4 separate regions of the Homo sapiens genome follow, and regions 1, 3 and 4 are each linked to region 2. A link is a loop called in an ENCODE intact Hi-C map of the cell type or tissue named here. Cell type or tissue: mammary epithelial cell. All regions are shown on one strand.

Evidence for each region. Peaks named below come from ENCODE experiments on the same cell type or tissue, not always from the same donor. Only the 100,000 strongest peaks of a DNase experiment are listed, where the experiment ranks them.
Region 1: a loop joins it to region 2, with 19 times the contacts of the local background. A loop is called at or near these places in 22 of 110 quality-filtered maps.
Region 3: it touches region 2 in a loop (4-fold over the local background); 5 of 110 quality-filtered maps call a loop at or near these places.
Region 4: a loop joins it to region 2, with 8 times the contacts of the local background. A loop is called at or near these places in 6 of 110 quality-filtered maps.

The regions. Positions count from the first base shown.
Region 1 is chr6:80,211,508-80,219,507 of GRCh38, forward strand. The region is part of intron 8 of BCKDHB (branched chain keto acid dehydrogenase E1 subunit beta); the gene reads left to right. Among named protein-coding and RNA genes, the nearest start is that of BCKDHB, 110 kb to the left of the region's middle. RefSeq lists a silencer at 585-779. In mammary epithelial cell, a CTCF peak has its summit at 3,102 (motif pointing right); no DNase peak of the experiment used is centred here.
Region 2 is chr6:80,601,218-80,609,217 of GRCh38, forward strand. The region is part of intron 2 of LOC112267962 (a long non-coding RNA gene); the gene reads left to right. Among named protein-coding and RNA genes, the nearest start is that of BCKDHB, 500 kb to the left of the region's middle. In mammary epithelial cell, a CTCF peak has its summit at 4,381 (motif pointing right); DNase peaks (open chromatin) are centred at 4,154, 6,734 and 7,064; H3K27ac peaks cover 2,256 bases.
Region 3 is chr6:80,129,784-80,137,783 of GRCh38, forward strand. The region is part of intron 3 of BCKDHB (branched chain keto acid dehydrogenase E1 subunit beta); the gene reads left to right. Among named protein-coding and RNA genes, the nearest start is that of BCKDHB, 27 kb to the left of the region's middle. In mammary epithelial cell, a CTCF peak has its summit at 3,343 (motif pointing right); no DNase peak of the experiment used is centred here.
Region 4 is chr6:80,738,215-80,746,214 of GRCh38, forward strand. No RefSeq gene overlaps it. Among named protein-coding and RNA genes, the nearest start is that of BCKDHB, 640 kb to the left of the region's middle. In mammary epithelial cell, a CTCF peak has its summit at 4,496; no DNase peak of the experiment used is centred here.

The DNA.
Region 1 (8,000 bases), 390 kb before region 2:
TGATACTTTTAATCTGAGTCATATCATGTTCCTTCTAGTTTCAAAAAGCCTCAGTGATTTCCCATTGAGAGAGAAGTCAAATTCCTTACCATGGCCTACAAGAATTTACCTGATTTCATCGCTTTCCACCTCCTACCACCCATCCACCCTTTAGAAAATGTTCTTTCTCCAGCAAGCCCCTTCATTCACTCTGTTATTCTATCAGGGGAACCTGCCCCCAACATTTCAACATAGATTCTTTCTATTTTCCATAAGTGTTGGCTGGCTGAGAAATAAAGAGAAAGAGTACAAAGAGAGGACTTTTACAGCTGGGCCACCGGGGGTGACATCACATATCAGTAGGACTGTGATGCCCACCTGAGCCTCAAATCAGCAAGTTTTTTATTTATTAAGGGCTTCAAAAGGGGAGGGGGTGTAAAACAGGGAGTAGATACAAAGATCACATGCTTCAAAAGGCAAAAAGCAGAACTACTAATAAGGGTCTAACAAAGAGCACATGCTTCTGAGGGAACAGGACAAAGGGAAAAAGCAGAACCACTGACAAGGGTCCAACAAAGATCACAAGGCAAAGGGCAAAAGCAGAACTACTGATAAGGGTCTATGTTCAGCAGTGCACCTGTTGTCTTGATAAGCATCTTAAACAACAGAAAACGGGGTTCAAGAGCAGAGAACCGGTCTGACCACAAATTTACCAGGGCGGAGTTTTTCCCCACCCTGATAAGCCTGAGGGTACTGCAGGAGACCAGGGCGTATCTCAGTCCTTATCTCAACTGCATAAGACAGACATTCCCAGAGTGGCTGTTTTAGACCTTCCCCCAGGAATGCATTCCTTTCCCAGGGTATTAATATTAATATTCCTTAAAAGAATTTAGCGATATCTCTCCTACTTGCATGTCCATTTATAGGCTCTCTGCAAGAAGAAAAATGTGGCTCTTTTTGCCCGACCCCGCAGGTGGTCAGACCTTATGGTTGTCTTCCCTTGTTCCCTAAAAATCACTGTTATTCTGTTCCTTTTCAGGTGCCCTGATTTCATATTGTTCAAACACACATGTTTTACAATCAATTTATACAGTTAACATAATTATCAGAGTGGTCCTGAGGTGACATATATCCTCAGTTTACGAAGATAACAGGATTAAGAGATTAAAGTAAAGACAGGTGTAAGAAATTATAAAAGTATTATTTGGGAACTGATAAATGTCCATGAAATCTTCACAATTTATGTTCCTGTGCCACAGCTCCAGCTGGCCCCTCCATTCGGGTTCCCTGACTTCCTGCAACATCATTCTGTTAGGCACTACTCAAATACCATTAAGGCCTTCCTTGACCAGCTTATGTGATACTGAATCCTATCAAGACTTCCTTTCACCTTTTCCTTCTTTCCTCTTCTCTGTAGTGATTAGCATGAGCTAAAATGTTACGTACTCTTGTTATTTACATTGTTGATCTTTCTTCCAAGTTCTGTGACAGCAGAAATTTTTGTCTTTTGGTTCAAAAATTCCCAGTACCTGCAACAATGACTGTGATAGGATTGGTGCTCAATAAATACTTGCTGAAAAGTAATAAATATTAGCAAGAGAAAGTTTAACAATGCTATGAAAACTGTTGTAATATTAAAATGTTTTCAATTTGGTGCTTCTTCTTGGTGCTCATAAAAAAGTTTAAAAAGTAACTTTAGAACAGTATTCTATGAATAAATACATTAGTTTATTCTAAATTGAAATATTTATTTAAAAGTTTTAAGTTTTGCTTTGACCTTGCATTTGACTTTTCTTAATGGTTGTCTATGTTTCATAATGGCATATAGAAATTATTTATTTGAATTCTTATTAGAATAGGAACAATTTATCTACTTTGAAAGGCAAAGTGAAATTGACTGTACAGTAAACTTCAGTTATTCTTAATTTCTAAGACATGAGTTTTATGGATAATTACATTTTCTGAATAGATGGGAGTTACTATTTGTATAGCAGCTTTTAAAACTGGGTCTGTCCTGAATTTCGTAGCCATCACAGCCACTGTGCACTGCTTTAGATGAGGGTTCTTCTCTGTTCAAATACACCCTGTTACAAGATACTGTCTCCCAGTCTTCCCTCCCCCTCACTCTCTGCCCAAAGCAATCTCCTACCTTTTTGAAGTTCTTGGGAAGTGTTTTTTTTTGTTTTTTTTTTTTTAATTTTAACAAAATTAGAAAATGATAGAGAAAATATCTTCATTTCTGTTCCCTCCATTTTTCTCTCCAGCTCTTTTTCCTGCTTTCCCTTTCTTTTCTCTTTTAAACATAGGTTATGTAGTAGAAGATGAAGACATACTCATAGAAATGAATAGTTGTTCTTTGGGTACATATTGGGCATCTCTAGTCTCAAGATATTTTAGGGGTAGTCTATCATAGGAGCAGGATAAGGCCTTAGGGGAAAGGAGCTAGAAGTAATTCAGCTGTGGCATGAGGGAGTGACAGTAGCTGGGAGGGAGGGCTCAGTGTTCTTAGATTTAGCATTCTTTCCTCCCATCCTTTCACCCCAATTATTTCCATTCTTGCTATAGAAGACTTCACTGGGGGAACTGGATAATAGCAGGACAGGCACTAAGGCTGGCAGAGTTAGTGGGAATGGAGACGATCAGGGAGCAGAGGTCTTCAGCAAAAAAGGAAAGGGAAATTGTAGAGCTGGAATGGGGAAGGAGTCAAACCTTAGTAATTGGATGAAGGACCAAGTTTGTTTACTCTTTGCATTTGCACCTGGGTGTTAATCACCAAGTATTTGTGAATGGTGCAGAAGATGTTCTGAAGACCCATAGATTAAATTGGAAATTTAATTCTGATTTGTTAGACTGAATAGCTTTAAACTGGTTTTATGGAGAAGTTGAAGAATTTGTCTATAGAGAATCTCTAATATTTAAGTATTGCCAGTTAAAATATACATTTTAAAAATTGGTTACTTGAACTTAAGTGAATAATTCCGTGACTGAATACTAGCTATTTTGTTTGAGGCTGTGTCTGTTTGAGGGGAGCAGAGGGGGACAGAAAGTGAGTTAATGAAATCAAGAACATTCTCAAACAGTTGAGGGGTTGGGATGGAAAGGGAGCTAGTAACTACCTATAACCACTAGAGGCCTCTCTTAGGCCAAGTTTCATGGTTAATACCACTAGGTTTCCACAGCGGGGCCTGGCTCTGCCATTGTAAATTAAACATATGTTATAATTCTGAATAAATAGTATGACAGTAGTTTTATTCTAGGGCATTATTATAATGTAACCTAAATGGTTTAGCTTATATATCAGAATAACTGATGATCTCGTGAATTGAAAACAACAAATTAGAATTATTTTCTCTCTTCTTTTTCTCTAAACCTTTAGTTAAAAATGTAATCAAAGACTATTGCTAGGTAAAATTATATGTCTTCTTGACCGTACAAGGATATATGGGTTTAAAATTATTCTTGTTACATGTTGTGTTTAATTGTTGAGAGTAGTTTATATTTCTGAGGGTAGACTATAATAAAGTCATTTTAAGTCATATGTTAAAAATTATGTGTATTTCTTTCATGCTTATAATAAGCCTCTAATATAAAAAAAAACTAAGAAATGATTCAAAGATCTGTTAGACTTAAATGCTTTTCCTTAGGCATAGGGAAAAATGGTCTCATTTTGTGTGAGTTTGGAATTATTTTGGATATGGTTTGACCTTGCAGAGAAAACAGGTAGGGCGGTGCCCTCCTCTCAGATGAGAATAGTTTGTTTCTCTGTTCCAAAACAGGATGGCTGACAATTTGAAAGTTGGTCCCTCCTGCCAAGTCATTCTTCCTGTAGGATTTTCTTTGTCATGATCACAACTAGTTAGTTGTTGTACTAATTGGAACAAGTTCTAGGCTGTTGGATGCTATATTGGGATGTGGCTACTACATTGATTGTCCTGCCTGACAGCCCTTGGCCACTTCCTTTAAGTCCCATGAGGGCAGGGAATTTTGTGTATTATGTTCATTGCTATATCTGCAAGAGTCCTGAAGAGTTTAGAATATAGTAGATGCTCAGTAAATATTTGTTGAACCATCTGAAAAATAACGTGGCATTTGGTTTTTCAGTGAAAGAAATTAAAGAACTGGTAAATCCTCTAGGAAGAAAATACACTGAGATTATCAGTCATGCCATGGGGTCTATTTTTATTATGATTTACATTTTAGGTACATTTTAAAGAAGATTAAAATAATAACTATGGGTTCTGACCTAATGTTATATATATATACTTTTTGTTTTTTTGAGACGGAGTCTCGCCGTGCCACCAGTCTGGAGTGCAGTGGCACGATCTCCACACTGCAATCTCCGCCTCTGGGGTTCAAGCCATTCTCCTGCCTCAGCCTCCTGAGTAGCTGGAACTACAGGCGTGCACCACCATGCCCGTCTAATTTTTTGTATTTTAGTACAGACAGGGTTTCACCATGTTGGCCAGGATGGTCTTGATCTCCTGACCTCGTGATCCGCCTACCTCGGCCTCCCAAAGTGCTGGGATTACAGACGTGAGCCACCGTGCCCGGCCAATGTATCTTACATAATAGGACTTAGTTCCTGGTAAATGGTAAATTAAAAAAGTTAAAACTACATATGTTATGCATGTTTCCTTTTGTATTCAAACAGTTCTTCTAATTAGACATCAGTGTCATTATTTTATAGGGAAGAAAACTGAGGTTTGGGGAAGGTGGAGCAGCTTACAGCCAGTGGGGGACAGCACTGGCTTCAACCCAGGTTGCTGGATAATAAAAATTGTCACTTGAGAGTTTTGCTGATCAAATGCTTCTAAATGTCAGCTTAGAACATATTTTATCATATGTCAGGAATTTTCTTTCACATTTGCCCACCTTTATAATATAAAGATATGTGTTTTACAGGTGGGCAAATGTGACCTGTATACACCTTGTAAATCACACTACCATATTTTCTTTCATTTAGCATTTTTTTTCCTTCCACATGGAACTGGAGAAAGCAAGATTAAATTATATAATTATATTGTTCCATTTCACATCCCACCTGATGTGTTTTTGGTGTCCTCTTATACACTTAAATTATTTGAGTTTGACTCAAGTTTTCATTTTGTTTAAACTGTTTGCTTTCACTGTTACGAATAGCAGTGAAAAGAAAGAAATCCGTTACCTCATTTCATAATGAAAAAAGATTATAGGTACATTATGTTCTTAGTTTAACATTTTAGGTGTAATACAAGAAATCTAAATGTGTTGACTTTCTGTTCTTTCTTTGATGGCGTTTAACTCTCTCCCATTAAACTGGTGCTTTTTTTACGAAATTGTATTTATTCTGTAATCGTTAAGAATTTCTTATCTTTTCTATTATAACACCCTGGCTTTGCAGTGCTGAGCAGTGATAATTTAACTTAAAAATTTATTGAAACTGTGATGTACAAAGGTTTAACAAAAGGATATTACTTTTCTAGTTTATTCCAAAACTGGGGCCAGCTATGGTGGCTCACTCCTGTAATCCTAGCACTGAGCCTGAGGCGGGTGGATCACTTGAGGTCAGGAGTTTGAGACCAGCCTGACCAACATGGTGAAACCCCACCTCTACTAAAAATACAAAAATTGCTGGGCATGGTGGCTGGCACCTATAATCCCAGCTACTCGGGAGGCTGGGGCAGAGAAACTCTTGAACCCGGGAGGCAGAGGTTGCAGTGAGCCGAGACTGTGCCATTGTACTCCAGCCTGGGCAGCAAGAGTGAAATTCCATCTCAAAAAGAAAAAAGAAAAAAACAAAACAAAACTGGGGCTACTCTTACCAGCCATGAATAGTCAATCTTTCCAAACACGTACTTTCTGTGCTTTCATTTTTTTCTTCTAGGAACTTGGTTTGTTTCTTTACGTGTTTATATTTTCTTTTATGTGTTTAATTAAGTTATATAGTTTCTTACATAACTATTTCACATCTCAAGTTTATCTTTTAATATTCTATATTTGGCATTGTGATCATATCATTACAGTTTTTTCTGTATTTCCCTTTCCTTTTTCTTTTTTGAATGTGGCAGAAGAGATTTAAAAATTCAAGCAATCCATTAACATAGCACTAAAACACACAGTACAATGGAGCTTATAATGCAAAGTATCATCTTCCTTCCCTGCCCCTACTCCCTAAACACAGCCACTTTTAACCATTTCTGTATTTTATTCTTCTGAAGGCCACTTCCATATCTCTAGCAATACATTGCACAGATATTTCTGCTATAATGGAGTATATACATTTCTGCAGAGTAAATTGGATTCTCCATGCATGCTCACTAAAAATAACAGGGTTTATGGAAAGAAAAAGTGCGTGTAGCAAACCACTTAAAACAGCTTGGTAACTAGAGCGAAGAAGGGTTTTTAACCAGAGTCAGGAAGGATTGAGCCTGTTGATTTATGGAGTTCAGGGCAAATGCATCAAAGTTGGGGAGAAAGATGTAATAAACACTTCTAAATCAGAGCAGATGGGCCAGCCTGAGCCAAGAGACATAGTGCATGGTACTATATTTCTCTGAGGCTTGAGTCAGCGCTGTGGCTCTGCTTTGCGTTTTGCTTTGTTCCTAAGTGGCATAAAACAATGTGCTGGGGCAGATTGTACATATGCCAACACGACTAGGTTGGTTGCCGCCACTTCTCACTGGAAACACATTTCATACTTGTGCCAGGAAAATGGACTTTTCCTTGCTCAGTCCATTCCCTCATGTGTTTCACTGCTGAGTTAGGTTTTGTCGGTGGAGCCTGGGTCACATCTTTATCTTGGCTATAATGGAGGCTGGAAAACATAGTTTTTTTATATTCTACCTTGGGAAAGTGGAATTCATAATTAGGAGAACTATCAAAATGTGGAGAATATGTTAAAAAGTTTTAGATTTTTCAGGAATCAGAAGCCTACCACACGCACATGCACTCATGCACACACATGCATATAGGTGTATACACGCACACGTATGTGTGTGTTTCAATGTCTGTAACTTTTGATTTATAAATTTTAACATAATTTATTCACCACTATGACACATAACAGTTTAGTGGGCTTGCATTCCCTGCTGTCTTCATCTCATATTTCCTCAGTTTTGAGTTATGATATTACCTGTATTTTATTTTTTCTACTGATTACCTCTTTATTGTAATTTATTTTAATTTCTATATCTTACTCCATTAACTTTGCTTAGAATCTTTTGACCTCTCACTATGTAAGAAGATGATGTTAATGCCCTCTACTCCTATATCCACTGTTCTTTCCTCCCTTCCAATTCCCATTTTCTGTCAGCTGATTATTTTTACATTGCCAAGACTGAGAACATTACATTGTTTTATAACCGAAATGAAATAATTAAACCCTTGATTTTAAAAGTTGAAAAGCAGTACACACTGTTAATATTATTATGATAACAAATATTTTTCACCACTGTTGGGGGTAAGATTTTATTTTTCACTTGAGGTCCAGTGCTTGGTCTTTGGGACCCTAAAAGGAGATTCTCTTGGCATCTAGATCAAATGGTTTGCCTTTTAAATTAGTGCATTAACTGTTCAATGTCTTGCCACATTCTGAATGTTTCATATTTGGGCTGTGGCATTCTTTTAGATCCTTTTGGATTTTTTAGTTTTAATTACCTTTCATTTTCTCTTTGAAAAATCAAGACAAGCCTTTAAAATATCTTGAAGATCACTCATATTCTTTTTTGGAATTTACTCTTTTTTTTTTTTTCTTTTTTTGGAGACAGGGTCTTGCTCTTGTCACGCAGGCTGGAGTGCATGGTGTGATCTCAGCTCACTGCAACCTCTGCCTCCTGGGTTCAAGCTATTCTCCTGCCTCAGACTCCCAAGTAGCTGGGATTGCAGGCATGCACCACGATGCACCACTAATTTTGTATTTTTTAGTAGAGACGGGATTTCACCATGTTGGTCAGTCTGGTCTCAAACTCCTGACTTCGGGTGATCCACACACCTCGGCCTCCCAAAGTGCTGGAATTACAGGCATAAGCCACCGCACCCAGGGT
Region 2 (8,000 bases):
GGATTTGTTATTACCTGTGTTTTGGATAAAAGTCATTTTAACTGGGGTGAGATGTCACATTGTAGTTTTGATGTGCATTTCTCTGATGATCAATGATGCTGAGCACCTTTTCATACAACTTCTTACTATTTGCATGCCTTCTTTGAGAAATGTCTGTTCAAATCTTTTGCCCATTTTAATCAGATTATTAGATTTTTTTCCTAAACAGTTGTTTGAGCTCTTTATATATTCTGGTTATTAAGCCCTGTCAGATGGGTAGTTTGCAAATATTTTCTCCCATTCTGTGGGTTGTCTCTTCACTTAGTTGATTGTATCCTTTGCTGTGAAGAAGGTTTTTAACTTGATGTGATCCCATTTGTCTATTTTTGCTTTGATTGCCTGTCCTTGTGTGGTCTCAAGAAATCTTTGCCAAGTCCAATGCCCTGTAGAATTTCCCCAATTTTTTTTTTGGAGAGTTTCATAGGCTAAGGTGTTAGACATGTCTTTAATCCATTTGGATTTGATCTTTGTGTATGACAAGAGATAGGAGTCCAGTTTCATCATTCTGCATATGGATATCCAGTTTTCCCAGCACCATCGGCACCATTTATTGAAGACACTGACCTTTCCCCAGTGTTCTTGGCATCTTTGTTGAAAATGAGTTCACTATAGATGTATGGATTGGCTTCTGGGTTGTCTATTTTATTCCATTGATTTATGTGTTTGTTTTCATGTGAATATCATGCTGTTTTGGTTACTATACCTCTGTGGTATAATTTGAAGTCAGGTAATATACCCCCAGTGTTGTTTATTTCTGCTCAGGAGAGCTTTGGTTATTGTGGGTCTTTTGTGGCTCCATATAAATTTAAGGATTTGTTTTTCTATTCCTGTGAAGAATGTCATTGATATTTTGGTAGAGATTGCATATAATCTGTGGATTGTTTTAGGTAGTGTAGACATTTTAACAATATTGATCCTTCCAATTCATGAACACGGAATGAATATGTTTCCATTTTTTAGTGTGTCTTCAATTTATTTCATCAGTGTTTTATAGTTTTCATTATAGAAATCTTTTATTTCTTTAATTAAATTAATTCGTTAATATTTTATTTTATTTGTAGCTATTGTAATTGGGATTACTTTTTTAATTTCTTTTTTAGATTGTTTGCTGTTATCACATAGAAATGCTACTGATTTTTAGATATTGATTTTGTATCCTTCAACTTACTGAGTTTGTTTATTAGTTCTAATAGTTTTTTTTTGGTGGAGTCTTTAGGTTTTTCCAAATATAAGATCATATCATCTGCAAATAAGGATAATTTGATTTCTTCCTTTTCAACTTGATTGTCTTTTGTTTCTTTCTCTTGTCTAATTGCTCAAGCTAGGGCTTCCAGTACTATGTCGAATAACAGTGGTGAAAATGGGCATTCTTTTCATCTTCCAGATATTAGAGGAAAGGCTTTCAGTTTTTTTTTTTCCATTCAGTATGATACTGGGCCTGTTAAATATGGCTTCTATTGTGTTGAGGCATGTTTTTTTTATACCCACTTTTTTGACGGTTTTGATCACGAAGGCATGTTGAACTTTATCAAATTCTTTTTCAGCATTAATTGAAATGATCATATGGGTTTTGTCCTTCATTCTGTTGATACAATGTATCACATTGATTGACTTGCATATGGTGTACCATCCTTGCATCCCTGAGATAAATCCTACTTGATCACAATGAATCATCTTATAAATGTGTTGTTAAATTAGGTTTGCTAGTATTTTGTTGAGGATTTTTTCATCAATGTTTATCAAGAATGCTTGCCTGTAGTTGTCTTTTTAAAATTTGTCTTTGTCGGTTTTGCTATCAGGGTAATACTGGCCTCATAGAATGAGTTTGAAAATATTCCCTCCTCTTCTATTTTTTGAAATAATTTGAGTAGTACTGGTATTAATTCTTTTTTAAATGTTCGGTAAAATTCAGCAGTGAAACCCTTGGGTCCCGGGCTTTTCTCTGCTGGGATACTTCTTACTATGACTTCAATCTCATTAGTTGTTATTGATCTCTTCAGGTTTGGGATTTCTTCATGGTTCAGTCTTGGCAGGTTGTATGTGTCTAGGAATTTGTCTATTTCTGCTAAGCTTTCCAGTTCATTGGGATATAGTTGTTCATAATTGCCACTAACGATCCTTTGAATTTCTGTGGTGTCATTTGTAATGTCTCCTTATTCATCTCTGATTTTATTTAGATATTCTCCCTTTTTTCTTCATTGGTCTAACCAAAGTTTTGTTGACTTTAATTTTGCAAAAAACATTTTTTTTGTTTCTTTTATGTTTGTATTGTTTTCTTCATTTCAGTATCATTTATTTATTCTGTGATATTTATTATTTCTTTTCTTTTACTAATTTTGGCTTCAGTTTGTTCTTGCTTTTCTGGTTAACATGAATCATTAGGTTATTTGATATTTTTCTACTTTTTTGATGAAGGTGCTTATAGCTATAAACTCCCCCTTAGTACTCCCTCTGCTGTATCCCACAGGTTTCAATATGTTGTGTTCCTATTTTCATTTGTTCCAAGACATTTTTCAACTTTCTTCTGAATTTCTTCATTGACCCACTGGTTATTCAGGAGCATGTTTTTTAATTTCCATGTGTTTGTATAGTTTCCAAAATTCCTCTTGTTGTTCATTTCTAGTTTTATTCCATTGTGGAAAGAGAAGATACTTGATGTAATTTCAATTTTTTGGAATGATTTAAGACTTATTTTGTGACCTAACATATGGTCTATCCTTGAGAATGACCCATGTGCTGAGGAGATGAATATGTATTCTGCAGCTGTTGGATGAAATGTTCTGTAAATATCTATTAGGTTCATTTGGTCTAGGTGCAGATTAAGTCCCACGTTTCTTTGTGATTTTCTGTCTGGGAGGTCTGTCCAATGCTGAAAGAGGACTGTTGAAGTCTCTAGCTATTACTGTATTTAGGTCTATCTCTTACTTTATCTTTAATAACATTTGCTTTATATATCTGGCTGCTCCAATGTTGGGTGAATAAATACTTAAAATTGTTATATCCTCTTGCTGAATTGATCACTTTATCATTATATAATGACCTTTGTTTTCTTTTTTTGGAGTTTTGGCCTTAAAATCAATTTTGTCTGATATAAGCATATCTACTCCTGTGCTTTTTTGCTTTCCATTGGAGTGGAATCTCTTTTTCTATCCATTTATTTTCAGTCTGTTTGTATTTGTAGGTGAAGCGTGTTTCTCGCAATCAACAGATCACTAAGTCTTTGTTAAAAAATCAATTTAGCCACTTGATCTCTTTACTGGATAATTTAGTCGATTTACGTTCAATGTTATTATCGGTAAGTCAGGACTTCTGTTATTTGTAGTTTCCTGGTTGTTTTGTGGACTTTCTCTTTCTTCTTTCTTTCCTTCCTGTCTTCCTTTTAGTGAAGGTGGTTTTCTCTGGTGTTATGTTTTAATTTCTTGCTTTTTGTGTGTGTGTATCTGTTGTATGTTTTTTATTTGAGATTATCCTGAGGCTTGAAAATAATATCTTATAACCCATTATTTTAAACTGATGACAACTTAACACTGATGGCATAAAGAAACAAGCATACTAACAAAAAGCAAAGAGAGAACTAATAACAATGCCACACTTTAATTTTGTCCCTCTGCCTTTTAACTTTTTGATCTTTCTATTTATATCTGATTGTGCTGTCCCTGGTCTTGAAAAGCTCTTGTAGTTATTATTTTTGATTGACTCATCTTTTAGTCTTTCTGTTTAAGATACAAGTCATTTACACTCCACAGTTACAGTGTTTTTTTTATTTTTTTTGTTTAATTACAGTGTTTTTTAAAACACAATATTCTGTATTTTAAATCAGCATATTATTGATCACACTGTATCTTGCTCCTTCAACAACTACTCCTATTGCTTTTGAGTTTGTGTTCTATAACAGTCATTTTTGAGTTTCAGCCCAACTCCTGCCTCTTGTTTATGAATTTTTTCAAATCTTTGAACATGCAGTTGATACCATACAATTTAGTCCTGAATTATATACTGCCTCTTTGTTGGGTAATATTATATACGTGTGTCTTTTTCTTCCTTGAGATCATATTACTTTAAGACGAGGATGTCATATGTTCCCTTCTGAGTCATGCTCAATAACTGTTGGACTGTTAATCTAATGGAACTTCCATATTCATGTTCTCCTATCTAGTCATTTATACTTCAAACAAGTAGAGATCCAACAACTCAATTACAGCATTAATCAACTAGAGAAGTCCTGATACCCAAATCCTTAAAGTCTGGGAAAAATTAAAATATATTAGCATTTTTGAGGCTGATAATGGGGCTGGCAAAAAGGAGAGTTCAAAGCACCCACTCTTCATTCTATGAAACCAACCAGCAGAGGGAGCAAAAGAGATATTAAAGTTTTTCTGTTTCTGCTTGCGGACCTTCCTTGATGGTTGCTGTCTAAAGCTAGGCTATACTTTAAAAATATATTCCTTTAATCCCAAGGTAGAAATTCTGCCATATAATTACCATGTGTCTGTAAAACCAGTTCTAAAAGATTCTACGTGAAGGATTTCTTTCCCCAATTTTGAGTGGAAACCTTAAAATCTGCTGTTCAAAATCTAGGACTAAAATTCTAGGCTTCTAGGTGGCTTAGGAAGTAAGGCAAAGAGATTTTGAATGAATAAAAAATTTAGCTTTCTAACTGTTGCTTAGGTAAATGATATTAATAAATTTCTGCTATGTTTGGTGTTATCTGAAATCTTTCAAGAGATTTTTTCACACTATAATGGAGTTTTTACTACATTCAGAATCAATGTATATTTTCTATACAATCAGGAATATCACAGAGATGGTCACTCGGAAAATAATGTTTTAAAATATATATACATGCAAGTATCTATGTGTACACATTTAACACATATACTATACATAATATGTGTTCATATTTTCATATGAAATGTCTTTTAAAGATTATAGGTCAAAGGAGCTTCTCATTATCCTGGATATTTGGGCTTAGACAATTTTGTCAAATATAATCATGATGATTGCCAAAGACTCATGTATGATTTACGGCACCCTTTGCAAAGCTTTAAGAATGTCATTTCTTGCATTCTTCAGATGAATTCAGTATAAAGTTTTCTTGGATGTATCATATCTTGTTTCCAAAAGTGTCCCCTAAATTCAATAAAGTTATATTAAAGTATTGCCACAAGGGAAGTAAAGAAGCAAAAAATAATAAAAATATGTGATGATGCAAAGCTAATATGAGTTTAATATGAATCATTTTATTCCTCTGCTAAAGGATATCAAGAAAAAGAAGGATTTATAGCATATTTCATTTTTAAAGAGAAGACAATTTTGTTTCTTTTGTGTTGGGCTTGTATAAATTGTTACACTAATGAAATATAACACAAACTCTGGGAATTTCCAGATATCATAGCACGGCGGGCATTCTCATCACTTGTAATTTCTAATATTAGGTAGAATTATATTAGATTTAGTTGTTTCAATTGATCATTAAAAACATGTCATATGAAGAGTCCTTTGATTGAGACTATTAAAATTATTTTATGAGGAAGTAGATTGGACACATTGTGTGTGTCTGTATGACTGATCAACAATATAATATTTGCCTTCCCTAGGAAGAAACAATCTATCTGTCATAAAAATCGTTTCTTCTATTATCTATTTCTACTCTGTAGAAAATTTTTAACATAATGTGGTTATTCCTTGTGCCAAAGGCATAAATTCACAGAGTAACTGGAACTCTGTGTGGGACACCTTTTCTGTCCTCTGGCTGGGTGGTTGGATTATGCTGTGGAAAGAACAGCATTACAGCTTGGAGAAGAAAACGCTCCACCAAGTGTTTTGTAAGAACATCCAGAAGAGAAACAAATAAACCAATGTTGGCATTCATTTCATGAAAGACACTAAAAAAGTAAAGTTTGAAAACTCAAAGTCTAAAAGCACCTTGTATTTTAAAAGAATTAAACCTTTAGGAAGATTTAACTGTCTCATGCTTCTTGGTAATAGCAGTTTAAAGAAGTCCATTGTTTTAGATTTTTGGTTGTGTGAATATGGGTAATGTTTGAGTTTGTTGAAGTGATTCACGGATTGGGAGAAAGTGCTGAAGAGAAGGTGGAGTGGTGTGGTTCAGTGAGCTGGCTTGAATTAGCAGCCCAGACATGTCAGTTGTATAGACCCAACTTTATCATTCAGTAATTGCTTATCCTTGGCCAGTTCAGCAAATTTTTTCTCATCTGCTCTTCTTATAGGGTCCAATAATCAAATGGAGAAACTGAAAAAGCCTGGCATGTTATAAAAATGTGGACTATCTTTATGAAAATTATTTGTTGGTATTAAAAATACTCAAGTAGATGATCATTATGGTAGTTTTGAATGATTTTTAAAATTATACTCTAGAATACACAGCTTGGAAATAATAAATCTTAACTAAGAATAAGCCAAAGTGCCCTGATCTTTGGAAATCAGATGAAAATAATGCAGTATTCTTGAGGACATTCATGGTGATTAGGGAGATGACCTTGACCGGTTATCAAATTCACAACCTCTTACAATGGACCAAACCTAAGCCAATTTGATTAAAAGAGATTTTCCATTGTTTATAAAGACTACCATGGCCAGCCAGCACTTCATTCCAATACAAGCAGTTTAAATATTATGCAATCCTTTCTTATGTAATTCTTGATTCTCAGGCCACACCAGCATGGGGATAAAAATAGAACATTATGATTGCTGCAAACTGGTATTTCTCTGGCCATGCTCCTATTCACCATGTGAGAACTCTGGATTACCCTTACATTTTTATTAAATAATTATAGCATTCTTAAGATGTATGTCATCTACAATCAGAAAATTTAGCCTTTTAACTACCCAGTGGCATCCTATGCTCGATTTTCTCTATCTTTTATCATATGCCAGTGTAATATGTCTCCTGCCTTCTGGTATAAAAAACAGCAGCTTTGCTGCCAATGCCACCCTATGGAGATGATTCTAGAAGGAACAGTGTCTGTTCCCAGGCTGCTAGTGCTGACTGCCAAATGTGTCAACGAAGTCTTAGCATTAGTCACCAGTATCTCCTGCTGTGGGGGATGAGATTAACCCCAGCGCTGTAGTTGTCTTGTGTTCTGTATATCTGTGCTGGTCGCCCTTGGTTTTACTTGTTCTTCAGTCAATGCTATTCTGGTATTTGGTCAATACCATTCTGGTATTTGGTCATGAATCTGCAAGCTCTGAAGTAAGGGGAATATGAGTGACTGACATTGTACTGCCCAATAATTTTGTCTTGCCTTTTATTTTGTAGTCCTTGAACCAAACCTGTGTGTCTCAATTCAATTTTGCTGTAGTTTTACCCAGGAGGAGTTTCAGTCTCTTCTCTAATACTCCCTAGCAGGCACACCTTATAGCCCTACCAATCACAGGTAGTTCTTTAGGCTTAAACTGATATACTATACCCCAAAATATTCCCTAATAAAATCTATATCATGATAACTTCGAGGCGTTTCCTTTAGTTGGGGTCTTAGAGGCCTCTCTCATTTTTATAGAAGTACTTCATATACTAACAGATCATAGACAGCCTTCCCAAATATCACTTCTGCAAAAAGAACCTCAATTTTTTTAAAGTAAGGGTGTTATTTTATAGACTATTTCTTGTCTTTTTGATTGTAGGCTTGAAGTTTTCTTCAACTTATTGAAAAACTGGGATACCTCATTCTAAAATATAACTCCTCTCTTTCACAGCATTCCTTTGTTTATCAAGCCTAAATGATGAGATGAAGCATCATTTATGGGGTCCTAACATAACCCCCATTCTCAGTATGTCCAGTGTTATTGGAATCACACAAAGAGTGCATGCCTTTTAAATGACACATAAGAATGAAGTGTTACAGCAGGCTCCTGCTTTACCCTGGCTTGTAGTTTCCTGAGAGATGCCAGAATTGGCCAAGGGAATTCTTTTTGAAAAGATGGAAAAAGGTTCCATGGAA
Region 3 (8,000 bases), 470 kb before region 2:
CAGTCTTTTCTCTTAAGGCCTTAAATTGATTGTATGAAGCCTACCCACATTATAAAAGGTAATCTGCTTTATTCAAAATCTACTGATTTAAACGCTAATCACATCTAAAAAATACCTTCACAACAACTTCTACACCTGTGTTTGACCAAATATTAATAATTGGGTGCCATAGCCTGGTCAAGTTGACATATAATGAACCATCACATTATCCTTCTTACATGTTTTATCCCAGCTGATGTCTTTAATTGGCATGTGATTGATTTCTGCCCATTGCTTTTATTAATTTCATTTGACTCAGTTAAAATAATCAGAATGCATTTTGGTCCATCTTTGAATTCCCACTCTTCTGACTTGCAGTGTAAGGAATGTGTTTTGACCTCCTATTGTTAGGGATACCTTTGAAATGCTTTTGACATTTTATTTTTTGTCTTAGTCTTACCTGATTTAGAATTCAGCAAAGCAGTTCACGTGAGGGCTGGCAGGAGCTGATATCTCCCTCTCTTCTTTCCTTTGGCATTGCTCTATATTGCTTGTGTATTCATACGGGGCAAGAGGAGTGAGGGTCTTTAAAATTTTTTTTTAAATTGTTGTCTCTTTTTCTGTTCCACTCTTTCTGAGGTTATGTTATACTTAAATCCAAGAACCCATACATGTTCCATCTCACTTATTGGGAACTTCCAGCTTAGTCTTTTCTTTTCCATTTATAGCAGGTTGAGTTTCTGGATCCAGTCCGTCTGCTTTCTCCTACTTCTAATACCTGCTTAGAGCTTGAGGTAGTTGGGCAAAAGATTATTTTTCCTGATCATTTAGACTCCTGCTACAAACTTTTAGATCTTTAATAAACAGTTAAAAATCTTTACACATTTGATTTCAAAAGTAATGCATATACATTGTAGAAAATTTGGAAAATATAGAAAAGCATAAAGAAAATAAAAATTGCTCATGTTTTCAGAGATAACTTGGAGATAACCACTGTACACGTCTTGGTATATATACTTCTAGACTGTATTTGAATATGTTTGTATATATTAACTAATATTTCAAACACAGAATTATACTTCTGTAACTGAGTCTTCTCTGTATCCAGTATAACTATGCTGTGGAGCAGTGTCTAGACCTCACAATTCCATCTTGCCTGACTCAGTGTAGTAGCATGCCATGTGCTTTCTGAATAGCTAATATTTATTCAACTCACTGCGTCAGGTACTGTTCTGAGTGTATTACATGTACTGCTTCATTTATTCCTCCCAAAAAATCTAGGGGTTTGTGTAGGCTGTTGAGTCCTCTGCTGCCTGTCTGCCCAGGTTCTCATCCATAACACTCTGCTTACCCCTTCTGTCTGGGGCATTTTATCGATGCCATCTGCTGCTCATACACTGGTGACTCCTGAATTTCTGTCTCTAGTTCAGACTTCCGTTCTGAGCTTCAGATCTGTGTATTCAGTTTCTACTGCACATCTTCACCTCAGTGTTCCACAGTCACTTCAAACTCAGCATTTCCACACCTAAGGCTGCTACATGCACCCAGCAAATATATGCCTCCTAGTGCATTTCCTATTTTGGTGAATATATCACCATCCATTTAGTTACCTAAGCCAGACACTGGGGAAATTCTAAGTGTCTTCCTTCTTTCTAGTTCCCCACATCCAGTGAAGTTGTATAATTATATCTAATCTGGCCCCTCCTTTCCATTCTTACTGCCCTGATACTTAAGATCTTTCATTTTTCTCTGCCTGCAGAGTTTTATTTCTTTTCTTAGCAGTCACCACTCCTTTAGTCTTACCCTCCCTCCAATCCATTCCCTATCTTGTTGCCAGTGTGATGATTTTAACATGCATATTTCTTAGCAGGACATACAAAATACTTTTTTTTTTTTTTGAGATGGAGTCTCGCTCTATCGCCCAGGCTGGAGTGCAGTGGTGCGATCTTGGCTCACTGCAGCCTCTGCTTCCTGGGTTCAAGTGATTCTCCTGCCTCAGCCTCCTGAGTAGCTGGGACTACAGCCGCATACCACCATGCCCTGCTAATTTTTGTATTTTTAGTAGAGATGGAATTTCACTGTGTTGGTCAGGCTGGTCTCAAACTCCTGACCTTGTGATCCACCTGCCTCGGCCTCCCTAAGTGCTGGGATTACAGGCATGAGCCACTGCGCCTGGCTACCAAAGACTTTGAGAACTACTTAGGTAGCTACCTGACCTCATCTGCTTTTATTTTTATTTTATTTATTTTATCTATTTTTTAGTTTTTACTCTACAGACCTAGGAACTTGAGCTTTTTAAAATTTTTATTAAAACTAATGTTGAGTTACTGGTTGTTTCTCTTAAGCCCCCTGTTGTTTTTTCTTCTCTCTTCCTTTGCACTTGCTATCTGGGTCTCTCTACCCTGTCTGATTACCTGGTAGACTCCTATTTCTTCTTCAGAAGATTCCCCTGTGAAACTCTTCCGGACCCTCCAAGCAGACTCAGGCAGTTCTTTATCACTATTCACGCTGCACCTTTTAAATCTTGAAAGTTGTACTGTAATCCATAACTCCCACCAGAAAGTTGTCAAAGGCAGCAGATCTTTAAGCTGTTCCACAGAATGGATCCCTAGGACCTAATATTGTATCAGGCAGTATTTATGAAGTGCGTGCTGTTGAGTGAATTTACCCTTTGCTCTCACTTAGACAGTGTCCTACTGTCTCAGGAAGGGGATTTCCCTCTCTCACATTAATTATTTAGGTTGGTCTGATTTTATTTTCCTTAAAAAATAGGTTAAAATGGGGAGAAACTAACTCTTAACTTGAAAAAGTCCAGTGCTCTTAGAGGGTACCTGCAAATTTATGTTTCCTGTCATGGCAGGAGGCTGAGCTAACTAATGGCTAAGTAACTCTTTTAGCTTTATTGTCAGCAGCTGCTGTGAATTTTTACAATAGTTTTAGGGCAGTGAAGTTACACTTTATTAATTTCAGGTTGAGGATGTTGATCAAGATGAAAAATTAAATCGCTGATACTTTCTAATGAGAGTAAGTGAGCTTCTGTTTTCAGAAGTGAAGAATAAAGGAAAGGGTGAAGAGAAATATATTAAAATACATTTTTCTTGCATATTTAAAAAGTAACATATACTTAAAAAATTATCTGCCCTTTTGAATATAGGGCAGGAATTTTTAGCTATACAGAAGCATAACTGTCTGCTTAGGATTTTTAAAGGATAATTTGTATTTAAAATAACTAAAAGATTATGTTGATATAGTTCAATATAACAATCAAGTCACACTGCATTAAATGACATAGCAAAGAAAACCCTTGTGCCAGATCAGTTCGCTTTCTGGGGAGTGCTGAATGTTGAGTGGGAAAGGATCAAGTCAGCAGGTGGCAGCCTACCCTTTGAAATGAGAACATCCCTGTTGGCATTGTGCCAGCACTTGAACTGCTGCAAAGCATTTTATATTCCATCAGAAGGCGGAATTTGAAGGATTGTGGGTTACTGACATACGTTGTAAAGCTGAATACTACTTGATATGACAAAGAAGGAATTGCATAATTAGAGGCAATGCTATAAGAAAAGGAAGAGAGGCATAGAGCATTTTGTATTCCAGACGATCCAGATGAGTGTGGATTTAGTACCACTAAACTGCTTCTCTTCCTTGTCCTTTGATAGAACAAAATAGTATGAGTGCTTTGAAAATTAGAAGAAAGAAAATAGTATGTCCTCATCAACATTGCATTCCAAATGGCAGCTTTAACCACTGTACGTAATGAGATGTATTGATTAGGAGCAACAGCTGGACCTCTGGGGAAGCAGGGAGTGGGAGAGGGCAGTTAAAGGTAGTTGATTTGTAGGGTATGTGTGATTTTATGTTGAATGCCACACATGCTTTCTTTCTTTCTTTTTTTTTTAAGACAGAGTCTTGCTCTGTCACCCAGGCTGGAGTGCAGTAATGCGATCACGGCTCACTGTAACCTCTCTCTCCCAGGTTCAAGCAATTCTCCTGCCTCAGCCTCCCAAGTAGCTGGGACTACAGGTGCCCACCACCACACCTGGCTAATTTTTGTATTTTTAGTAGAGACGGGGTTTCATCATGTTGGCTAGGCTGGTCTCGAACTCCTGACCTCAGGTGATCTGCCTCCCTTGGCCTCCCAAAGTGCTGGGATTACAGGCGTGAGCCACTGTGCCTGGTGTCACACATGCTTTCATTCATATAAGTAATGAGACAGATTCCTCATGGCATATAAAAAATCCATTCGTATTGTCATTCTCTGAGAGAGAGAGAAAGAGAAAGAGTGTATGTGTGTGTGTGTGTTATTAAAATAAGATTTTGGTGTGTCAGGTTTAAGGTATGTTTGTAACATTATTCTATACTGATATAACTTGCCTGGTTGTGGTTCTTAGTGTATATTTGGCCCACTTATTGGAGGAAATTTAGGTGAGGAAAGGAATAGCTGAGGACCTCCTGAATTAGTCTACAGGCCTAAACATGTGCCTTTTCATGGGACTTGATGTTTTTCCATTACTGTATCCATTCCTTTACACCACAGGTGTGGCCTGTCATAGCAGCTTGGGAAAACTAATATAACCACTTACTTGTTTTCTTATGTAAACATCACTGAAATTGTATAACCAGATACTTTAATACACTGAAGTCAGGTTGGAAAACTAGGACAGGCATGCGGTGAAGGCAAGTTTTTGTCTATAATATATCAATATTTGGGAGTTGACTTTGGGCCTCAGTATCCTCATCAGTAAATTGAAGGGAAAGGACTAGGTGGTCCTCTGGGATTCTTCCAGAGCATACATTTAGGTAAGCTTTATGGTTTTATTTGTTTTTAAAAAGAGGAACACAGTTTTTTCATGCTTTGATTCCCTTTACATTTAGAGGTTTTTTTGAATATAGTTGTTATAGCATTTTGGAACCATGGGGTACCTTAGGCATTTAATTTAATTTTTTCTTAAGATGTCCCTTTTCCAGCGTTTTGTTTTATTTTATTTATTTATTTATTTATTTATTTGAGTTGGAGTCTCACTCTGTCACCCAGGCTGGAGTGCAGTGGCGAGATCTCAGCTCACTGCAACTTCCATTCCCCAGGTTCAAGTGATTCTTGTGCCTCAGCCTCTGAGTAGCTGGGATAATAGGCATACACCACTATGCCTGGCTGATTTTTGTATTTTTAGTAGAGATGGGGTTTCATCATGTTGGCCAGGCTGGTCTCGACCTCCTGACCTCAAGTGATCCGCCAGCCTTGGCCTCCCAAAGTGCTGGGATTATAGGTGTGAGCCACCACACTTGGCTGCTTTTCCAGCATAAGTTTTAAATTTAGGGGTGTTAGCAAAATCTTTGCTCTCTTATATATTTTTTGTGAATTATGAAATTAATGTCTTTAACAGAGAAAGTGATCTTCCATTATATGTTCTTGTTGCAAAGAACGGGTTATTTGGGTGATACTCATACTCTTGGATTTAGTGTCAGGGTTCCATTGTAGAATGGCAATCTGTGAGATGGGGGTTTGGTTTCTGGGTTGTTGAAACTAATTTTATGGAAGAAAAAAACAGGATAAAATTCAGGAAAATTCCTTAGGGAAATTGAATATGTAGAGGATTTATTTCCCCTATTGAAGTATACATATTTATGACATACAAGCAGATTGAATACCAGATATAGATTGTGAGATGTCTAACAGGAATTTGGAGTGAAAACAGGTATTAATAAGTTGGTGTAAATCTGGTTTCCTAATATATTTATTAAAAATATTTTTAAAGGATTGTTAGTAGCTTTAAATTGCTCTTGATATTACAAAGTTCTTTTGTTTTCCAAAGGTGCACATGTTGGCAGAACTAGATGAACATGTTTAATATGCCTTTTTTTCCCCACAGTGCTTTTTTCACAAACATTAATTTATTTCTAAAAATTATGGTCAAATATATATAACATTTACTGTTTTAACCATTTTTACAGTTCAGTGTTATTAAGTACATTCACGTTGTGGTGCAATTATTACCACCATCCATCACCAGAACTTTTTTCATCTTACAAAACTGAAACACTATAACCATCTAACAATAACTCCCCATTTTCTCTCCAACAGTCCCTGGCAAGAACCCATTCTACTTTCTATCTCTATGAATTTGACTGTTCCTTATGTGAGTGGAATCATTTAGTATTTGTCCTTTTGTGACTGCCTTATTCATTTATAATAATGTCCTCAAGGTTTATTGATGTTTCAGCATGTGTCAAAGTTTCCTCCCTTTTTAAGGCTGCATAATATTGTGTTGTATGCATATACTACATTTTGTTTATCCATTCATTTGTTGATGGATGTTTGGGTTGCTTCTGCCTTTTGCCTATTGTGTCCTAAGACTGCTATAAATACTGATGTGCAAATATTTGGTAGTGTCACTGCTTTTTTAATTCAGAAGAACAAAGTTGGAGGACTCACAGTTCTTTTTTTCAAAACTTACTGCAAAGCTGTAGTTATCAAAACGGTGTGACAGTGGCAAAAAGACAAACATTGATGAATGGAATAGAATAGAGAACCCAGAAATAAACCCTTGAATATCTAGTCATTAATTTTTGACAATGATGCCAATACCATTCAACAGGGGAAAGGACAGTCTTTTCAACAAATGATGCTGGGAAAACTGGATATTCACATGCAAAAGAATGAATTTGGACCTTTATTTAACACCATATACAAAAATGAACTCAAAATAGATCACAGACTTAAATGTAAAACTATAAAACTCTTAGAAGAAAATGTAGGGGAAAAGCTTCGTGAAATTGGATTTGATAATGACTTTTTAAATATGGCTCTAAAGGTATAGGCAACAATAAAAATAGATAAATTGGACTGCATCGAAATTAAAAATATGTACTTTGAAGGACACTATTAACAGGGAAAAAAGGCAGTTCACAGAATGGGAGAAAATACTTGCAAATCATGTATCAGATAAGAGATTAATATCCAGAATATATGGAGAACTTCTAAAACTCTACAAAAAAAACCCCAATCAATTAAAAAAATAAGCAAAGGACTTGCATAGACATTTCTCCCAAATTGATAATTTATATATAAATTACCAGTATATAAATTACCAGTGAAAAGATGCTCAACATCATCAATTATTAGGAAATGCAAGTCAGTATCCCAGTGGAATACCACTTCGTACTCATTAGGATGGCTGTTATCAAGAAAACAGGAAATAACAAGTGTTGCTGAGGATGAAATTGGAATCATTGTGCATTGTTGGTGGGAATGTAAAGCGACACAGCCACAGTGGAAAACAGTACGGTAGTTCCTCAAAAAATTAGAATTTCCATATGATGCAGCAATATGCCTTTCTTTTTATCTCATTTAAAAAATCCAGCTGAATGAGTTAGCATAGAAAATGGAATGGAAATATTGATGCATGCTTCATTTACTTTAGTTTTTCTTATTTATTACTTTGATGACCTTTTGTGATTTTTCCAAATAAGGATTTTAGACACTACTAAAATTAGAATGGGTACAAACGGTCACTGTATTTTACTTTCTCTAATTTATAACACTGACCTCTCAGAACTTTAGTTCTATATGACGTGGATATAGACTAGATAAGAATTTCTCAGCCTGTCAGCACTATTTATTTATTTCTCTATTTATTTGTTTAAGAGTCAGGGTCTTGCTCTATTTCCTATACTGGAGTGTGGTGGTACAATCATACTTCACTGCAGCCTTGAACTCTTGGGCTCAAGCAGTCCTTCCGCCTCTCACAGTATTCTCACTGTTGGCTTGTTGACCAGTGGCTTAACAAATACCATTTAAGAAAATAAGATATTTAATATATTTTGTAGGATATCAGAGCTGGGGAGAAATGGAGGGTATATCTAGTCTAGTGGTTTTCAACTGCTGGTGATTTTGGCAATGTCTAGAGATATTTTTGGTTGTCATACCTTGGGGGGTACCACTAGAATCTGGTGGATGGAGACCTAGAATGCTGCTAAACATGCACAGGGCAGCCCCACCAAATAACTGTCCGTACCAAAAT
Region 4 (8,000 bases), 140 kb after region 2:
AAATATGGGTATGCCTGTATAGGGTAGCTCCATTATCTAATGGGCTCACCATTGTATATGTCTGTCATTGACCAAAACATTGTTGTGCATGACTGTATATTAGTATCATCTCTAACATATGGACAAAGAAAAAATTCCATAATATATAAAAGAAGTCAAATTATGGTTCTAAAACCAAAATTCGCTCCTTTTTTGTTGCATTCCCTCCCTCTCTCTGTCCCTCCCTCCCTTCCTTCCCTTCCCTTTCCTTCCTTCCTTTTTTTTTTTTTTCAGTACTGAGGTTATCAATTGTCTGTTCTATGAAAGTTACTCATGTAAAGTCTTTAGGATAAAAGGATCATTCCATCCAGGAATAAAAATGTCTAAGTGGATTCTTGACTTAAATTTATTTTAAAATGCTTTCTTTTTGTTACAATACTATATTAAGTGTTGGAATATATCAGTTCTATATTGTATTTTTTAGATTTAGTCAAACCAAAGACCCTGATACAGCAAGAATAAAAATATATCATGTTCAACAAAAGCCAATTTTTGACCTGAGTCACCTATGATGTGGATGGCAGTATACAAAGGGTTTATATTTTTTTAATTTTATTTTCTGGTTGATAAAAAATAATCATACATATTCACATGGTTCACAGTGATATTTTCACACATAAAACATATAGTAATTAAATTAGGATAATTAGCATATCCATTATCTTGAACGTTTATCATTTCTCTGTGTTGGGAACATTCCATATCCTCTTTTGAGCTATTTAAAACTAATAATACATTACTGTTAACTATAGTCAGACTACAATGCTGTAGAACACTAACTTATTCTTACTATCTAGCTGTAATTTTTTATCCTTCAATAAATATCTGCCTATCTCTCCTTTCCCCATACCCTTCTCAGTCTTTAATATCTTCTGTTGTACTTTTTACTTCTAGAAGATCAATTTTTTTTAGCTTTCACATATAAGTGAAAACATGCAGTATTTAATTTTTTACTACTGGTTTATTTCACTTAACATAACATTCTCCAGTTCTAGCCATGTTGCTGTGAATTATAGGATTTCATTATTTCGTATTACTGAATAATTTGTATTCCCTTACGTATATATACCACATTTTCTTTATTCGTTCAGCTGTTGCTGGACACCTAGGTTGATTCCATATCTTGGTTATTGTGAATAGTGCTGCAATAAACATTGGGGCACAGATGTCTCTTTGATATAATGATTTCCTTTTGATCATTCTCAGTAGTGAGATTGCTGGATCATATGTTAATTCTATTTGTAGTTTTTGAGGAACCTTCATACTGTTCTCCATAGTGGTTGTACTATGTATTCCCACCAACAGCCTTTAAAGGCTCTCTTTCTTCCACATCCTCGCCAGCATTAATTATTTTTTTCTTTGATAATAGCCATTCTAACTGGAGTAAGATGATATGTCAGTGTGGTTTTGATTTTCCCTTCTCTGATGACTTGATTTTCATATAGCTGTTGGCCATTTTTATGTCTGTTTTTTGAGAAAGGTCTATTCAGATCATTTGCCTATTTTTATTCCTTTTTTTTTTCAGTTGAGATGTTTGAGTTCCTTGTCTGTTCTGGATGGATATTAATCCTCTGTAGGATGAGTAGTTTGCAAATATTTTCTTCCACTTTTTAGGTTTTCTTTTCACTCTGTTGATTATTTCCTTTGCTGTGCAGAGCTTCTTAGTTTGATATAATCCCGTTGTTTTTGTTTTTGCTTTTGTTGCCTGTGTTTTCGAGGTCTTATTAATAAAATGTTTTCCCAGACTAATATCCTGAAGTGTTTCCTCTATGTCTTCTTTTAGTAATTTTACCATTTTGGATTTCACATTTAGTCCTTTGATCCATTTTGAGTTGATTTTTGTATAGGTTGAGAGGTGGAAGTCCAGTTTAATTCTTCAGCATGTGACTATCCAGTTCTCCCAGTACCATTTATTTAAGAGATTTCCTTTTGTAAATGAGTATTCTTGGCACCTTTGTCAAACATTAGTTGGCTGTAGATAAGCTGATTAATTTTTGGATTCTCTATTCTGTTCCATTCATCTATGTGTCTGTTTTTATGCCAGTACCATGTTGTTTTGGTTACAACACATTTGTAGTATGTTTTGAGGTCTAGTAGTGTGATACCTCCAACTTTGTTATTTTTGTTCAGGATTGCTTTGGTTATTTGGGGTCTTTCGTGGTTCCATTCATGTTTTAGAATTGTTTTCTGCATCTGTGAAGGATGTCATGGGTATTTTGATAGGAATTGTGTTGACTCTCTAGATGAATTTGAGTGTATTGTCATTTTAATAATATTAATTCTTTCAATCCATGAGTATAGAATGTCCTCCTATTTTTTGTATTCTGTTCAGTTTCTTTCATTAGTGTTTTGTAGTTTTCCACGTAGAGTTCTTTCACCTCCTTGGTTAAATGTATTGCTAGATATATTATTTTTTGGAGGTAGCTATTCTAAATGGGATTACCTTCTGGATTTCTTTTTCAGCTAGTACATTGTTCATGTATAGAAACACTACTGATTTTTGTATGTCAATTTTGTATCCTGCAACTTTACTGAATTTGTTTCTCAGTTCTAAGAGGTTTTTGGTAAAGTTTTTAGGTTTTATTATATATAAGATCATGACATCTGCAAGATGTTCAACATATGCAAATTAATAAACATCATACATCACATCTATAGAATGAAGGACAAAAATCATATGATAATCTCAATAGATGGAGAATAAGGTTTTGATAAGCTTCAATATCTCTTTATGATAAAACACTTAATAAATTAGGTATGGATAAAAATACTTCAACACCGTAAAGGCCATGTATGACAAATCCACAGGTAACATCTTATTGAATGGAGAAAAGCTCAAAGCTTTTCTTCTAAGAACTGGAACAAAACAAGGATACTCACTCTCACAACTCTCATTCAAATAATACTGGAAGTCCTAGCCAGAGAAATTATGCAAGAGAAAGAAATAAAGAATATCCAAATTATAAAGGAGTAAGTATTCACCTCTGACCTCTGAGGATTTGATGTGATCAGAACTAAAAATACAGATTTCTTGGATGCTAATAATATTAATTGTTTCCATAATTGGGGAGACTTCTCAGTATTTTTGCTTCACTTTAATTTACAAATTACAGTTTAAGGTGGTTTTCCACCTGAAGTTAGGAAATATCATTGGTGATCTTCCTTATTGTAATTGGGATGCTTAAAAGATAGCAGACTTTTCTCTAAAGAAGACATATAAGTGGCCAAGAGGTGTACAAAAATTATCATCATCACTAATTATTACAGAAATGCAAAAAAATTACAATAATATCACCTCACACCTGCCAGGATGGTTATTACCAAAGAACAAAAGACGAGTGTTGGCAAGGACATGGAAAAATTGGAACCCTTGCCTTCTGCTTATGGGAATGCAAAATATAGCAGCCAGTGTAGAAAATAGTATGGAGATTCACCAAAAGTTAAACATAGAACTTTGATGTGGTCTGGAAATCTCACTTCAGAGTGTTTATTCAAAATAATTAAAATCAGGATCCCAAAAACATATTGGCACTCCCATGTTTATTTCATTTCAGCACTATTAATAATAGCCAAGATGGAAAAACTACCTGCTCATTGACTGTTTAATGGATTAAAAATGTGATAGACACATAATGATATACTATTCAGCCTTAAAACGGAAAGAGACCTAGCAATATATTTCAACATGGTCGAATCTTGAGGACATTAAGCTAAGTGAAAATAGCCAGGGACAGAAAGACAAAAACTGCATTGTTCCACTTACATGGGGTATCTAAAATAGTCAAATTCACAGAATCAAAAAGTAGCACAATAGTGCTTGCCAAGGGCTTGGGGCAAAGGAAATGGGGAGTTGAGTTACTTATCTAAAGGCATAAAGTTTCAGTTAAGTAAGATAATTAAGCTCTAATAATCTGATGTACAAACATTATGTCTGTAGTAAGCCATAATGTTTTGTACATTTGTACATCATGTTTTGTACATTTGTAAATTTGTGAAAAGGATAGATCTCATGTTGTGATTTACTACAGTAATAAAGATTACGAACGTTAAAACTCTTTTATTTACTAATATAGTAGGAAAATATTTATATTTTTCTTTTTATATAAGTATGATTTACTAGTCTTTTAGATGGGATATAAATATCTGTCTATGCCAACCAATCCAAAGTTTTTTATTCTTTATTTTAAAAGCATTTTTCAGCATAGTGTAGGTGTTTTCAAAAATTTGTTCTATATGCCTAGTCTAACTATATATCTAATCTAAACTATTGGCTTAGAAAATTGAAGTTAATAGGTCAACTAGGGCCTTTGTAGGAGCTAAATGGCTCAGAACCTAACCAGTAGACTGTGGCGTCATTTCCTCTTAACACCAAAACAGTCTCTTTATTGAAAAAGATCAGTCACCAAGAAACATGTTATTTTTCTCACACATAGATGGCGCTGACCCATCACCATAAACACCTTTACTGAGTTTTCACCAATGAGTGGAATTTACTGAGTTTTCACCAATGTATCCATGTCTGGTCCCCAGATACTTTCTATTTCTAGAACTCTAACTGGGGTTTTGGGTGGAGTGAAGTCCTAAACAAGAAGCTGTTGTTATTGTGTATAACCAAGCATGTTAATATTTAGAAACGAAACATGTTGGCTGACCGGACTTTTCATATTTCAACTGAATAATTAGTTGGTATTGTGAGTGAAGACAATGGAGCCTGACTTGGACCCTTTTGCTTGCTCAACATCCCATGAACATAATCATTCTGAGCTACTGAGGATTTCATTGCATCACCTTCGCATCTGTTTTCCTTTTTTGAATGGAAGGGAAGAAACCAAAATTTACTGACAATCTAGTATATGCTAATTATTGGGTTAGTCATAAATGATATATTATTTAATCCCCTCATCCCAGTGGAAATTGGATTATCTTTATTTTACACAGCAAAAGGATGAAGGTCAGATATGTTATATGACTCTAGATCTCATAAGTAAGTCACCAAGTCAGCATGGTCTTGTGACTGATGCCTAGTTCAAAATTATTTAGGATTTAAGTCAAATGTTCTTTATATATAAACTTGTTATGAAATTAATAGTTACTTTTCTGTAATCCCAGCACTGTGGGAGGCTGAGGCAGGTGGATCATTAAGGTCAGGAGTCCAAGACCAGCCTGGCCAATATGGTGAAACCCCATTTCTACTAAAAATGCCCCAAATTAGTTCAGTGTGATGGTGCACACCTGTAATCCCAGTTACTTGGGAGGCTGAGGCACAAGAATCACTTGAACCCAGGAGGTAGAGGTTGCACTGAGCAGAGATAGTGCCACTGCACTCCAGCCTGGGAAACAGAGCAAGACTCCATTTCAAAATAAAACAAACAACAGAACAGAACAAAACAAAACAAAAAACTAACTTTATAATAGTCTTAATACTAATGTTATACTATCGTGGCTGCCACAGAGAAAGGTAAATATTATTTCTTTGGAAGGACAGAATACATATAGTAGCTCTCTTAAAAGATTGTCATACAATGAGTCATGAGATTAACCAATGTTCTCTTTGGTTTTAAAAAATTATTTATTAAATTAATTAATTAATTTGAGTAGGGGTATTGCTGTTGCCCAGGCTAGAGTACAGTAGCATCATCGTGGCTCACTGTGGCCTTCAACACGTGGGCTCAATTGATCCTCCCATGTCAGCCTCCCTAGTAGGTGGGATTACAGGTGTGTGCCAACATGCCTGGCTGTTTTTTGTTGTTGTTGTTGTTGTTGTTAATTTTTGTAGAGATGGGGTCTTACTATGTTTTCTAAGCTGGCCTTGAACTCCTGGCTTCAGGCAATCCTCCCATCTCAGGCTCCCAAAGTGCTGGAACTACAGGCATGAGTCACTGTGCCTGGATTTTCCTTTTGTATAGAACATACTGACTTGTGTAGGTGAAGATTTAGAAATATACAAAATATACTCCTTCTGTTGTTTATATTATTTAGTGAAAACCTATTATCTAGAATTGATATTTAAAAGTTATAAATATATTTTTACAATTTTATTAAGGACTACATGAATTTGAAAACTTCAAGGCCCATGGAAATCATAGGAAAAAGTACATAATTTTGATAGGTTTAAGAGAATGCAGTTTTATTAAAAAAAAACTTGGCTATTTTTGATGATTTGACAAAATTAATACAACACAGACACTTTACTACATCATTTATACTGGCTGCTTCTGAAGATCATCAGGACCACTCTCTTCAGAGACAAGAGGAAAAAAATCTGCTACTCATTATATGAAATTTGAAAACATCTGGATATTCCTTCCAGGGTTCTCTCTCACTTACCCAGTTTGACTCAATTACATCAGATATACCTACTTTTGCTCTCTAAGACCATGTTGGTAAAATTTCATGAGACATAATTATTTTTATATAAATTATCTAAATAAGAAAGGTGCTTATTTCTTCAATTTGGCATACTGTAACTAAGTCTCTATAGTTTAGATTATAGGATCTTCTCAAATCTTTGCATTTAAGGTACTTGTCATAAGCATTTGGTAAAGAAATCCCATGACAAAATTTATGGCGACCCGTAAAGAAGGACATTCAACAGAAGGATCAACATAAAAACAGAAGCAGAGGCCAGTGAACATGTAGGCACAGAGGCATGAAGACTTTAGGACTAAGGAAAATTTGAAGGTCAATATGCTGCAAGAGAAAAACAGTAGTTCTCGAGCCTTGACTTTCAGCTCCATCAGCTCCTTTAAGCACTTCTCTGTATTGGTTATTCTAGTTATATATTCATCTAAATTTTTTTCAAAGTTTTTAACTTCTTTGCCTTTGATTAGAATTTCCTCCTGAAGTTCGTACTTTGATCATCTGAAGCCTTCTTCTCTCAACTCGTCAAAGTCATTCTCCGTCCAGCTTTGTTCCATTGCTGGTGAGGAACTGCGTTCCTTTGGAGGAGGAGAGGTGCTCTGCTTTTTAGAGTTTCCAGTTTTTCTGCTCTGTTTTTTCCCCATCTTTGTGGTTTTATCTACTTTTGGTCTGTTGATGGTGATGTACAGATGGGTTTTTGGTGTGGACGTCCTTTCTGTTTGTTAGTTTTCCTTCTAACAGACAGGACCCTCAGCTGCAGGTCTGTTGGAGTTTGCTAGAGGTCCACTCCAGACCTTGTTTGCCTGGGTATCAGCAGCGGTGTTTGCAGAACAGTGGTTTTTCGTGAACCGCGGATGCTGCTGTCTGATCGTTCCTCTGGAAGTTTTGTCTCAGAGGAGTACCCGGCCATGTGAAGTGTCAGTCTGCCCCTACTGGGGGGTGCCTTGAGAACTATGTGAAGAATGCAGAAGCCTCAGGAGACGATGCGATCAACTGCAAGAAAGGGTATCAGTGATGGAAGATGAAGTGAATGAAATGAAGCGAGAAGGGAAGTTTAGAGAAAAAAGAATAAAAAGAAATGAACAAAGCCTCCAAGAAATATGGGACTATATGAAAAGACCAAATCTATGTCTGATTGGTGTACCTGAAAGTGACGGGGAGAATGGAACCAAGTTGGAAAACACTCTGCAGGATATTATCCAGGAGAATTTCCCCAATCTAGCAAGGCAGGCCAACATTCAGTTTCAGGAAATACAGAGAATGCCACAAAGATACTCCTCGAGAAGAGCAACTCCAGGACACATACTTGTCAGATTCACCAAAATTGAAATGAAGGAAACAATGTTAAGGGCAGCCAGAGAGAAAGGTCGGGTTACCCACAAAGGGAAGCCCATCAGACTAACAGTGGATCTCTCAGCAGAAACTCTACAAGCCAGAAGAGTGTGGGGGCCAATATTCAACATTCTTAAAGAAAAGAATTTTCAACCCAGAATTTCATATCCAGCCAAACTAAGCTTCATAAGTGAAGGAGAAATAAAACAGTTTACAGACAAGCAAATGCTGAGAGATTTTGTCACCACCAGGCCTGCCCTAAAAGAGCT